Regions from separate parts of the Homo sapiens genome. Here all the other regions are linked to region 1. A link is a contact called in ENCODE Hi-C or POLR2A ChIA-PET data. All regions are on one chromosome and are shown on one strand. The core of a region is the stretch at or near the end of the contact, and the rest is flanking DNA. Distances in the headings are between cores, read along the strand shown. Region 1 overlaps LOC105370507 (a long non-coding RNA gene). Region 2 holds the start of LINC02331 (long intergenic non-protein coding RNA 2331). Region 3 overlaps LINC02331 (long intergenic non-protein coding RNA 2331).

The links. A loop is a pair of places that touch in the nucleus more often than their neighbours do. ChIA-PET counts read pairs that join two places held with the same protein, here RNA polymerase II (POLR2A). Pooled maps may share reads with other maps.
Region 2: a loop to region 1 is called in a map of Calu3, with 2.7 times the contacts of the local background. The contact joins the promoter of LINC02331 here to the enhancer-like site in region 1. A Hi-C loop is called at or near these places in 2 of 168 maps with a recorded cell type or tissue (Calu3 and PC-9) and 1 of 50 pooled maps. POLR2A ChIA-PET finds 5 or more read pairs at or near these places in 1 of 52 experiments (activated naive CD4-positive, alpha-beta T cell).
Region 3: a loop to region 1 is called in a pooled map of gastrocnemius medialis, with 2.1 times the contacts of the local background. The contact joins two enhancer-like sites. A Hi-C loop is called at or near these places in 1 of 168 maps with a recorded cell type or tissue (MCF 10A), 2 of 37 single-sample maps with no recorded cell type and 9 of 50 pooled maps.

What each region holds. Positions count from the first base shown.
Region 1 is chr14:54,167,447-54,170,888 of GRCh38, forward strand. All of the region lies in intron 4 of LOC105370507 (a long non-coding RNA gene), which reads right to left. Among named protein-coding and RNA genes, the nearest start is that of BMP4, 210 kb to the left of the region's middle. Within about 2 kb of position 2,170, at least 5 of the 41 ENCODE cell types and tissues checked have a DNase peak (open chromatin) inside an H3K27ac peak, as active enhancers do; they include PC-9, where a contact is called at or near this core.
Region 2 is chr14:53,849,136-53,852,458 of GRCh38, forward strand. LINC02331 (long intergenic non-protein coding RNA 2331) reads right to left here and starts at 1,691. Exons shown (of 6, transcript NR_184221.1): 1 at 1,560-1,691; 2 at 680-835. RefSeq lists an enhancer at 950-2,149.
Region 3 is chr14:53,806,350-53,809,815 of GRCh38, forward strand. All of the region lies in intron 2 of LINC02331 (long intergenic non-protein coding RNA 2331), which reads right to left. Among named protein-coding and RNA genes, the nearest start is that of LINC02331, 43 kb to the right of the region's middle. Within about 2 kb of position 1,447, at least 3 of the 41 ENCODE cell types and tissues checked have a DNase peak (open chromatin) inside an H3K27ac peak, as active enhancers do.

The sequences.
Region 1 (3,442 bases), core at 920-3,419:
ATTGTACAAAGCCGATGGACAGGAACGCAAAGTTGGGAGCAAAAGCCAAAAGAAGCTTAAAGGTCTTATTTTAAACACACAACCTTTCTCTCAGAGCTGGCTCAAGGACCTGAATGAAGACAGACAAGTGCCACAGGTCCACTGCAGTCCTAGGGTGTCATAAGACAAAGGTCTTAGGAAAACTATGGAGCCAGACAAAGTGTTTTTAATCCATATTCCGAGGACTAGGTCCTGAAGGAATGTGTTTTCCAAGAGCCCTCAAGAATCCTACTAGCATTAGCTTGGTGAAGCTCAGTTATAAGGGGCAGTAATCCTGATGAAGGTCCAAAACAGGAAGGGAGAGGGTTCAGACTCCAGAGTTGGGCTCCAGAATTTAACTACTTCCAGCTGTGAAGTTGAGGGATGATACTGAACTTCTATAAGTTTCTACTGTCCTTGGCATAAAATGGGGATGATAATAATAACTACTACCTACTGAGCACATAGCACATGCCAGGCTGTGTCTGAGATTTTCCTACTTCAACTCAGTTCATCTTTGTTCACAACCCTAAGTTTTTTACTCATACCAACCCATTTGATCCTTACAACAATCCTAGGAAGTAGATTTTATGATTATCCCTATTTTATAGATTGAAAACAGAAACACAGAAAGGTTTAAGTACCTCATGATAAGATTGCCTGGCATATAGTAAGTACTCAATAAATGTTAGCTATTGTTACTTGCAGTAAGGATTTTATAAAGCCTTAAGCAGGTCGGAAGGATACACTGAATGAACAGAGCAAGATCATATGCTATGTAGTGTCTTTCAGACTTCATTTCTTAGTTCCAACTTCTTGCGTAAATTTGTGTAAACCAGCCACCTGCTTTACTGTCTCTTTTATTTCTCACCCAAGCACACACACAGACATATTTTCTCATACACATGTGCTCAGGCTCACCACACATGCCCAGACACATAGAGATGCTCTGGCAATTCTGAACTAGCTTGAAATACAGAGTTGCTTTAATTCACCAAAAACTTTAGATGAACAGTTTAGTTTGATTCTTTTGTGGCCTAGTTGATCTTAATGAGCAAATTCAGGAGATACTTTGACTTTAGAGGCCTTAGAAATACTTCCTGGCTTTTTCTTAACCGGCTAATCTGCAGCAATATTAAGCCTTATAACAACACGAATCACCTAAGTGTCAATACTCTGCTGCAGTAACTGGTCATGTTTCACGACTGCTCCCTACCTGCCCATGATGCTCCTCATCAGGAACTGACCGGACAGGTTCCTGGGCAGACCACAATACTTTAAGACAAGGGAATTGAGACTACCTCAGAGAAAATATCACATACACCACACACATGTGCTATAATGAGCAGGAAGAGAACTTAGCAGATACCCAGTTAAGACCCATCATCATAGAAGTGATACCTTTGGACTCACAGAGCTTGGAGGGGTTTCCCAGAGATTACACTATTGAAAAGGGCCTAGAACTGAAGTCTCCTTATTCAGAGTCTGGCTTTTTTTTCCCATTATACCTTATACTGCCTTCTTCATCTATAAAACAAATGTGCATTTATCCCTTTGGCTACATAGCATTTTCCCAAGAGGAAAAGAGGAGCCTGAGAATGTGAGAGGAACAAGAAAGAGGGCTAGAGGACAGGCCCACAGAATTGTGAAAGAATGCTTGGCATGGGCCTTAAGGAAAATAAATTTTGATTCCAAAATTAAAAAGAAAAATGTCAACTCCCTGAAATCTATTGAGACCCCAACAATTGTCCTTAATGAGGAAGCATAGAAATCACTCAGACAGTGAATGAAATCTTTCCAGAATGTTCTTCATGCTAAATCTCAACTTTTAGAAGTTAAATATTTGTTCTGTGCTTGTGGCTCCTTTAACTGGATTCTTCACAGATGGGCTGCAGAACAGGACATGTGTCTGTACCTTCAGGGATGGGAGCAGCACTTTGCTTCCTGCACCATCTGGTTCACTGTTCCTAGCTGTAGCATAGACCCCCACTACAGCCGAGTAATCAGAAAAAGTCAGAAGAACACCTCAGGGAAAACAATCTAGGATTCAGATTTAACTTCCTCTAAGGAGGATCAAACACTGAAAGACTGTTCCTTTTCAAGTTTTATTAATCCTGGTTCATAATTTCCACCACATCATTAGTCATTTCCTATTTCTGAAGGGCTGGCAGCAGTTGCCGAGGCATCAGGCAGTAAATGGCAAGACAACTGTGCCACCTGTGCACCGTATTGACAGTTACCCACAACAACATCTGGGTGAAAGGCTAATGTGTTTTTTTCTAAAAGGCAAGCCATTTAGAAGTGCAGCCCAGTTTTTGATCTCTTGCTAAATACTTTTATCCACATCATCTCCCCATTTGGGCCTGGAAGTCATCATGTGACCTATGGTACTTTGAAAAGAAAGCAGCAACAGCAACAACAGCAAATCTGCTGTAACCCTGGAGTAGGGTGAGCTCTCGAACTCCTCCCCCGCAAAAAAAGATGGGAATCTGCTTCTCACTGAGACAAACCCAAGAGCTGAAATTTAAAGAATGGAAAGTGACAAGAATGATGTCCCTTTTTAAAAGACCCCTTTTTAAAAACACATAGATGAAATGTAACTTATAAAGCACTTGAAAGCTGCCTAGTAAGACTAATTGCATGAGGGCTTCACCCAGCTCATCAAGGCACGTAGGCAGCCACATCCCACAGGGCATGACATCTCGATTTCCTAAGGTCAGAGAGTCTCCCATGTGACAGATAGAAAGGGTCTTTTAGTTCTGGGAACCAAATGGAGGGCTAAAAATGGGAAAAGGTACATAGCAGCTCTGTTGGCCAAGCCCCTGACTGGTGACTCTGCCTCTGATCCATCCCAAGAGCCATGGCTGGTCCCAGAAACCTCTGAGCTACATTTCCTCCCCTGGCAACTTCCTGTAACAAGGACTTTAAAGGAAACACAAATAAAGCTCATTTGGGGATATTTTAATTTTTAAAAGGCAAAACCCTAATACCTAGCCCTTAAATAGCATTTCCATCTGGATAATCCCAAGCACCCTGCCAACAGTTGGGTAATCACATCCCCACCTAGCAAAGAGGGAAATTCCCAGACTTATTACATCTCTCATGAAGGAATGAAAATTGAAGATAGCAAATTAAGGGGATAGATAGCTTTTCTCTATTACCATTCAAAACATAGAAATTTTCTTCAAGAACTATAACTTTGAGTGCCATGTGGGGTATTAAAACTGAGCCAGGATAAGTGTTCAGATACACAAGATAGCCCCCATCCATCTCCAACTCATCCAGCAATGGTAGCACCAGGAGGTCATAAAAATGCAATTCCACAGGGTGGTAGCATCAGCTACCATAGGAACAGGGGTGGAAAATTTGGAGAAAATAAATCTCTTGTTCTTTTTTTCTAATACTGGTCCCTGCTGTTACCTGC
Region 2 (3,323 bases), core at 441-2,940, 320 kb before region 1:
CTACCCTGGGGAGCATAGTTGGAGATGGGGTGAAGTTCAAAGATGGGATAAATCTGAGTCACAATGTATTCATAATTAAAATAGATACATTTTTAGAGTTTGCTTTTTAGACTATGTCAAACTATTTTCCACCAAAACCAAATGGCCACATCCAAACAGCAAAAGCCCTAGTGAATTAACTGCATTATGAAGCAAAAATCATAGAAGATTATATAAATATTTTTTAAATTCTTCAGGAATAAATTTATCCCTGTATTGCATAATATTTTCTGGGTGGAACACAATAACACATTTCTATAACTCCATCATGTCTCTTATTGTTCCTTAGCAGCTTATTTTATTTGTCTCAACAGCTATTTTCAATAGAACTGCATTTTAAGGAACTTAAAAAGCATACTCTCTCCTTCCATTCTGATGTCAGATTGTACAATAAAGCAGCCCACTGTGACTATCGGGACGTAAATTTTACCTTTTAGGGAAGAGGAGTATTGAAAAATGCCAGGGGAGCATCTCCTGGTGGGAGAAAGCTAAAGAAATCCCTGTTTGTTCCAAGACAGGTGGCTAGGCATTCATATATCATACATACTTTCTTCGGGGACCATTTTGCTGAGTCAGCAGAGTGAAATCTGGTGAAATAGATCCACAAATCTCCCACTGGCATCCATTTCCTTCATCTAACCTTTATTGCAAGTAGATGTCTCCAAGACTAGGCATTCATCCATTCTTTCATCCGTCAAAAAATGATGACTTTCTGTGTGTTAGGAAACGAAGATATTTCAGTGAACGAAGCAGGCATGGCTGTTGCCTTCATGGAACTAACAGTTGAGCAGGAAAGCTGGAAAATAAACAAAATATTCCTCAAATAACTAATTCATCATAGAAGATTTCCCCCAGTTGTCAGGAGTGCTGAGTTTGACCGTGTGAGGTTGGGGGAGAAAGATGGTTGCCAAGCGCTTCAAATTCGTACTCTTTCACTATGAAACCAGAGGCAAAGCTGTTTCTACTCTAGTCCCCAAAATTGTAAGGCAGGAGGGCCCTTGATAACCCGGAAGGCTTGGATCACCATCCGCACCCCTAAGAGACCTGATCATATGCCCACCCGGTAGGTTGGGGGTCAGGAAAATATGTTCCAGAGGAGTAGAGATGAGGAAATTTGCTGATCAGACCAAAACAAACAAACAAAAACTCTACCCCTATATTCACATATGTATAGGCCATAAGTATCTGTGGCTTATTTTAAAATCAAGCAGAAAGCCGGTGCAATGTTTAAGCAAGGAAGTGATTGATCAGATTTATTTAAATCGCCCTGGCTGCATTGTGGACAATGGCATGGATATAAACTAAGATTAGAGGCAATGAGAACAGTTAGAAGATTATTTCAGACCAGCGAAGATGGTACCTTGGTGATGGCTTTGATGATAAAAACAGAGTCAAGAGCTATTTAGTAGATGAAATATCAACAGGTGGTTGACTATGAAAGGATAATGAAAAGGGAGAGATCAAGACAAACGGATTTCCAAGTTGAGCGACATATTCAGCAATTCTTAACCTAGCCGTACCTTAAACTCACGTGGAGATCTTCACAACAGAAATTCTGATTTAATTGGTTCAGCAGGTGGTCCAGGAGCAGGTATGTTTCAAAGCCCTCAGATGTTTCAAATGTGTACTCAGGTTAGAGAGTCCCTCTAAATGAGACAATCGTTCCAAGGTAGATAACACTGGACAGGGAGGAAGTTTCAGAGAAAATGCCATGCATTCCATCCTGTATGGATTTTTTTCAGAGAGGCTTGTAACTCTTCCAAGTGAGATATCAAGTTAAGAGTTGAATTACATATCCGGGTGTTAGAGGAAAGATCTAAATTGAAGACAGGTGAAAGTGATTGACATTCCTATTGTAATAGAAGTCATGGTTGAAGAGGCAATGGCCAAGGAAAAGAGTATAGTGAGAAAATAAAAGGGCCCTGAAAAACCTCTTATTAAAGATAGAGGATAATGAGTCAGCAAAAGAGACTGTGAAGGAATGTTGGTAAGTTAGAAGGAAACCAGGAAAATAGGCGTTGCCAAAGTCAATGCAAGAGAATGTTTCACGAAGAGAGTGCATAAGTGGGCTGAAAGCTGTGTTTAATTTTGACAAGTCCTGGAACTCCATCCTTCTCCCAACTGTCTAACCTCTGGGTTGATTTTAGGCTCTCCCCGTGATAAGGCTCTACTTTGCCAAAATAACCATTAGCAGAGAATTATGATTTAAAAGTCAAATTGTGGGAAACTCCAAAGCCCATTTTTTGAAGATTTGGAAAATAATTACAATCTCATTTCAGATACTAGACACAAAAGATAGCATTCTATGTTCACATGCAGTCACGATTTCTAGCACTTTCTTATATTATGTTCACCTGTTTGTGGGCTTGCAATTGGCAAGGATTGCAACTCTTTCAGTGTTTGCTAGCATTCTCTCTGTTGCCAAGCAGACACAGGGCAGAACGAATACAGAGTGATCTTTCAGGACTTGTCTTCTCTTCGGGCTCTTACTGTAACATATACAGATTTTTGTTACTGTCACAGTATCCATGTCATTTTATTTCTTTCATGTGTGTCCTCTTATGCTTTCCATGAGAGCAGGTAATATTATTAGATGAGCTTTTATCTCTGGGGCCTGTCACAGTGCCTAGCACTGTGAACTGAATACGTGTTTGCTGAATGAATGGAAAGTTGCATAATTTTTCTGTGAACTCATGAACAGCCAATCTGCAAATTCCATCTCTAAGTACTCTTTCATCGTAGACTGTAAAATATTGTTTAAATAAAGGATGTGGTTTACCCATGTTTAAATTTTAGGTCCATTTTCTATGGAGTTAGTAAAATCTCATTCCAATACAAATTGTTTAATCCCTTGGTGCCGGGGGTTTTCTGCCTGTAAAATAAGAATGGCAATGCTGATTTCCCCTGGCACTGCAGTGAAGACTGTAGAACTCAGAACTCTACTTGTCTGTAAGAGGTACTCGGGTTTGACAACCAGTTGATCACCATTTTTTCTTATTCTATCTGAGTATATGTTGGTTCAGGCACTGTGAGGGGCAACAGATAAGTTCTCTGGATCTATTTACAGCTGCTCCTGGAGCAGTTGCTAAAGGCTGGGTCATGTTGATTGTGTTTGTTTTTGTTTTTGTTGTTTGTTTGTTTGCTACGGGAGTGATTTTTCTAGAGTTCTCCAGCCCCTTTTGGGCTGGACAATAGGAAGTAGGGCAGACCTAGGCCAGCTACAGCAAATGTAGTCAATACTGGTTTTAAGGTCCATCAGACTTGGATAAGTTGTTCAGAGCTAA
Region 3 (3,466 bases), core at 197-2,696, 360 kb before region 1:
GCCTTTGCCAAATATCTCATAGCATGTGGATGCCATTTAAAGGACTTTTTATAAACAACAAATGCCATTGGATGGAGATTCATTAAGCAAAACAGATATCAATTCTAGGTTTGGAAGCTTGTGGAAGTATTATAATGTGAGCAGATTTTCAAAAGGAAAAAAGTTACTATAGGCTGAGTTATTAATCCTAGGTCTTTGACAATTCTATACATTAGATATCATGTTAATGAGACTTTCAGGATTCACTTAAGTAGTTATATTAAAGGGATCACAGGGTGATATTATTTTTTAAGAAAAAATATAAATTTAATACTATACACATGGGTAGACATGGCTGGGATAAATTTCCAGAAACAGTATTACACATTCAGATTCAAAAAATGAAATAAAAGTAAAGGCAACAGTCTCTAGAAAACTATATTAAGCAATTCAAAAAATAGCTCTCAGAATGACAAAGGCTCTGATGCTCCTTGCCTGTCTCCACGATGCACATGAAGAGTTCAAATAAAAATGATCTTGTCAAATGTGAACTCAAAAAATTGGTTCTAAAATACTATATCATTATATAGAAGATGTGATTTTAATCATGTGAGATTAAATTAATGCACTAAATATCATAAGTAAATATTTAACTGAACAATATCCATTACTCTTACCATATTAAGCTAGCCAAAAGGCTTCTTTGGGGATTAGATCATGAGAAAAATGGTGTCTCACCATATATTGAGGTTGGCCTTACTTTCGGGCACCCATGGGGAGCATGACTACACATAATGTGGGTGGGGGTGGAAGGTTTGGAATGGACAGACAGCTGGATGAGGGGCTGGCTCAGGAAAAAAGAATGGTGACATATTTTCTTATTTTTTCACAGCAAGGTCACAAGTGTGTCCTGTACTAAGAAATATTGGGACACTCTGGTCTGGAGGACAAGAACTAATTCACTTGAGCTCATTTTGTTCCATTCTCAGAACGGCTAGTGCTCATGGAATATTATTCATTGATGGTTAGGATGTGCCATGAGACTGTCGACTGCAGTATCTTTCTAATTTGTTACATAACAAAAGAATGGAATCTGAAAAACACAAAAAGTGGAGAAATGTTCAGCATACTAAAATCATATGTGATACATATTTAACCCTCTTTACAAGTTTCTCTAGCTAGTTCTTTAAACCCACTGTTGGGCTTTTTCCCAGATAAAAGGCCTCCTTTTGTTGAACAATTTCAATGTATAGTCACATTTTGAATTGTTGCCAGGTAAAATTCTTGCATTAGGCTCCATGGCTGTCTGTTCCACCAAGACAAATAAGAACTGACCCAACCCCTCATTTGAGTACATTGTTCACGGTGCTGAGCAGTGATTTTCCATATCTGACTGCCTTTGTGTTCACCCCAGGAGGAAGGGTGAGCCTGGTTTATTGAGTTCTCATTTCTCACAAAGCAGCAACATCTGGAGGGCTGAGCAGTTTCTTGGCAGGTCCAGCCCGAAGGAATTGGGCCATGGTTCTGATTGGCGCTTATCAGTAGGTGTCACTAAAGACAGCTTCAGAGACAGAAAAATAAATAGGCCAATTAAGCAATGCCAAGAACAAACCATTTTATAGTCATCTCTGCTCTTTTTATTGTTATTCCAACTGCAGAAGCTTCAAGATTCTAATTATTCCCTGGCTTTTTCCCCGCCACTGCAAATGAACATTTTTCCATCTTCCAAGTATCTCCCTTTAGATTTTAAAGAGTGAGACATTTAATTAATATACTTATTTTGTGGTGCCTGATATAGTGAGTTAGCAAAATGAAAACAGATGAAGAAGATTAATTCTAACACTTTATTGCAATGAAGCTCCAGCCACTGCTCATCTGCAAACTGGCTGATTCATGCCTCACCAGCTACTTTCTCTCTGCAATATGAGACACTCAGCATATTAGGGAGCATGAGTGCATCTCACCCAGCCATGCTTTTGTGTCCCCAGAGGATGCAAGCATAGAAACTTTGGTGTGAGACCACATATTTCTGAGAAGCTTGGAGGGGGATCTTCCAGGCTGCTTCCAGGAGAGGGGCCAGACTTGTCCACAGTGGTCAGTCACAGTCAATGAAGCTCATTGGCTTTATTTTTGGTGACTAAGGTTTTTCTACCTGCAAAGACAGAAACTCAGTGGGGAACTCTAAATTTGATCTCCAAATCCAAGCGACACCACAAAACTAAGCATAGCTAAATGAGAAAAACAAGTTGGGAAACATTCAAATAGATGGACTTAATTGGTAAAATAAGCTGTGGACAATACATGGGCATGGGTCCCAGTGCCAGCACATTTGTAGCACATGGCAGATGCCCCAGACAATGTTGATGAAATGAATGAGGGATCTGCCAACTTAGAATATCAATAAACTGTTCTGTAAGGATCACAGATAGCTATGTGATAGAGGCTGTATATATGATCCTTATAGAACAGTTTATTGATATTCTAAGTTGAACAGTATGTGTGCTGTAGAACACTGTGTGTGCTAAATTTGCAAGCATTTTGATGGGTGCTTTTGTTCTTTCTAATTTTAAGAATATCCCCACTTCATCTGGTGGGTAGATTCTTGGGTTTAAAGACCAAACCAAATATTTTTAATTCCAAATTACTTACAATTACAAATGTAAAGGTAAATGACAACTAATAATAATAGCAGCTGTCATTTATTGAGTACTTTCTTTGTGCCACACTAAGTTCTGTATATTATTTCACGTAATTTCACAGCTCTAAAAGAGAGATGTGATTATTATCCCCATTCTACGTATGAGAAAACTGAGACCTAGCCCTGTTAAGTTATTTGTTCAAGAGGATACAGCTAGAAAATTGTAGAGCCAGGTTTAAGACAAGTCTGTCTGACTCCAAACCTGTTCCCTTAAGTGAGTACTTTACAACCTTCTCTTCTAACATGGAATTATTAGTAGTGAATAGCGGGTATATTTGGAGGAGGGAAAAATGGAGAGTGATAGCGAATGAGTGAGGTTTAAGTCTATACTGTGGGATTTATTACTGGGATGTTGGTGTTTAATACATGCTGGGCACAAGAAGGCATTTCTTGTTGCCATGCCTGAGAGTTGTTTATATTCAGAGCACTGTTATCTAGCCCCCAGACTTAACAATGAATGGCTAGTGGCCCAAATTTTTGCCATGAACATTCTTCCCTTTTCATCTTTCTGCAATTTTAGACTCCCAAGTCCAAGCTACAAGATGTCATTTTCCTCTGTTGAATATAGTTACCAAATTATACAGGCCATAAATCTACATTTTTTTGTTCTCCAAAAAAAAAAAAATGTTTTTGTGAATTGAAAACTACATACCAGAACGCAGAACCCAGTGGCCCCAGGATATTCCCACATCCACAGTCCCTCTACACAGAACCCACAGAGAATTCTACAATAAAAATGTTGAAAGCCAATCTTGCACTCCTATTTTAGGTTGAAAATTTCAAAATCTA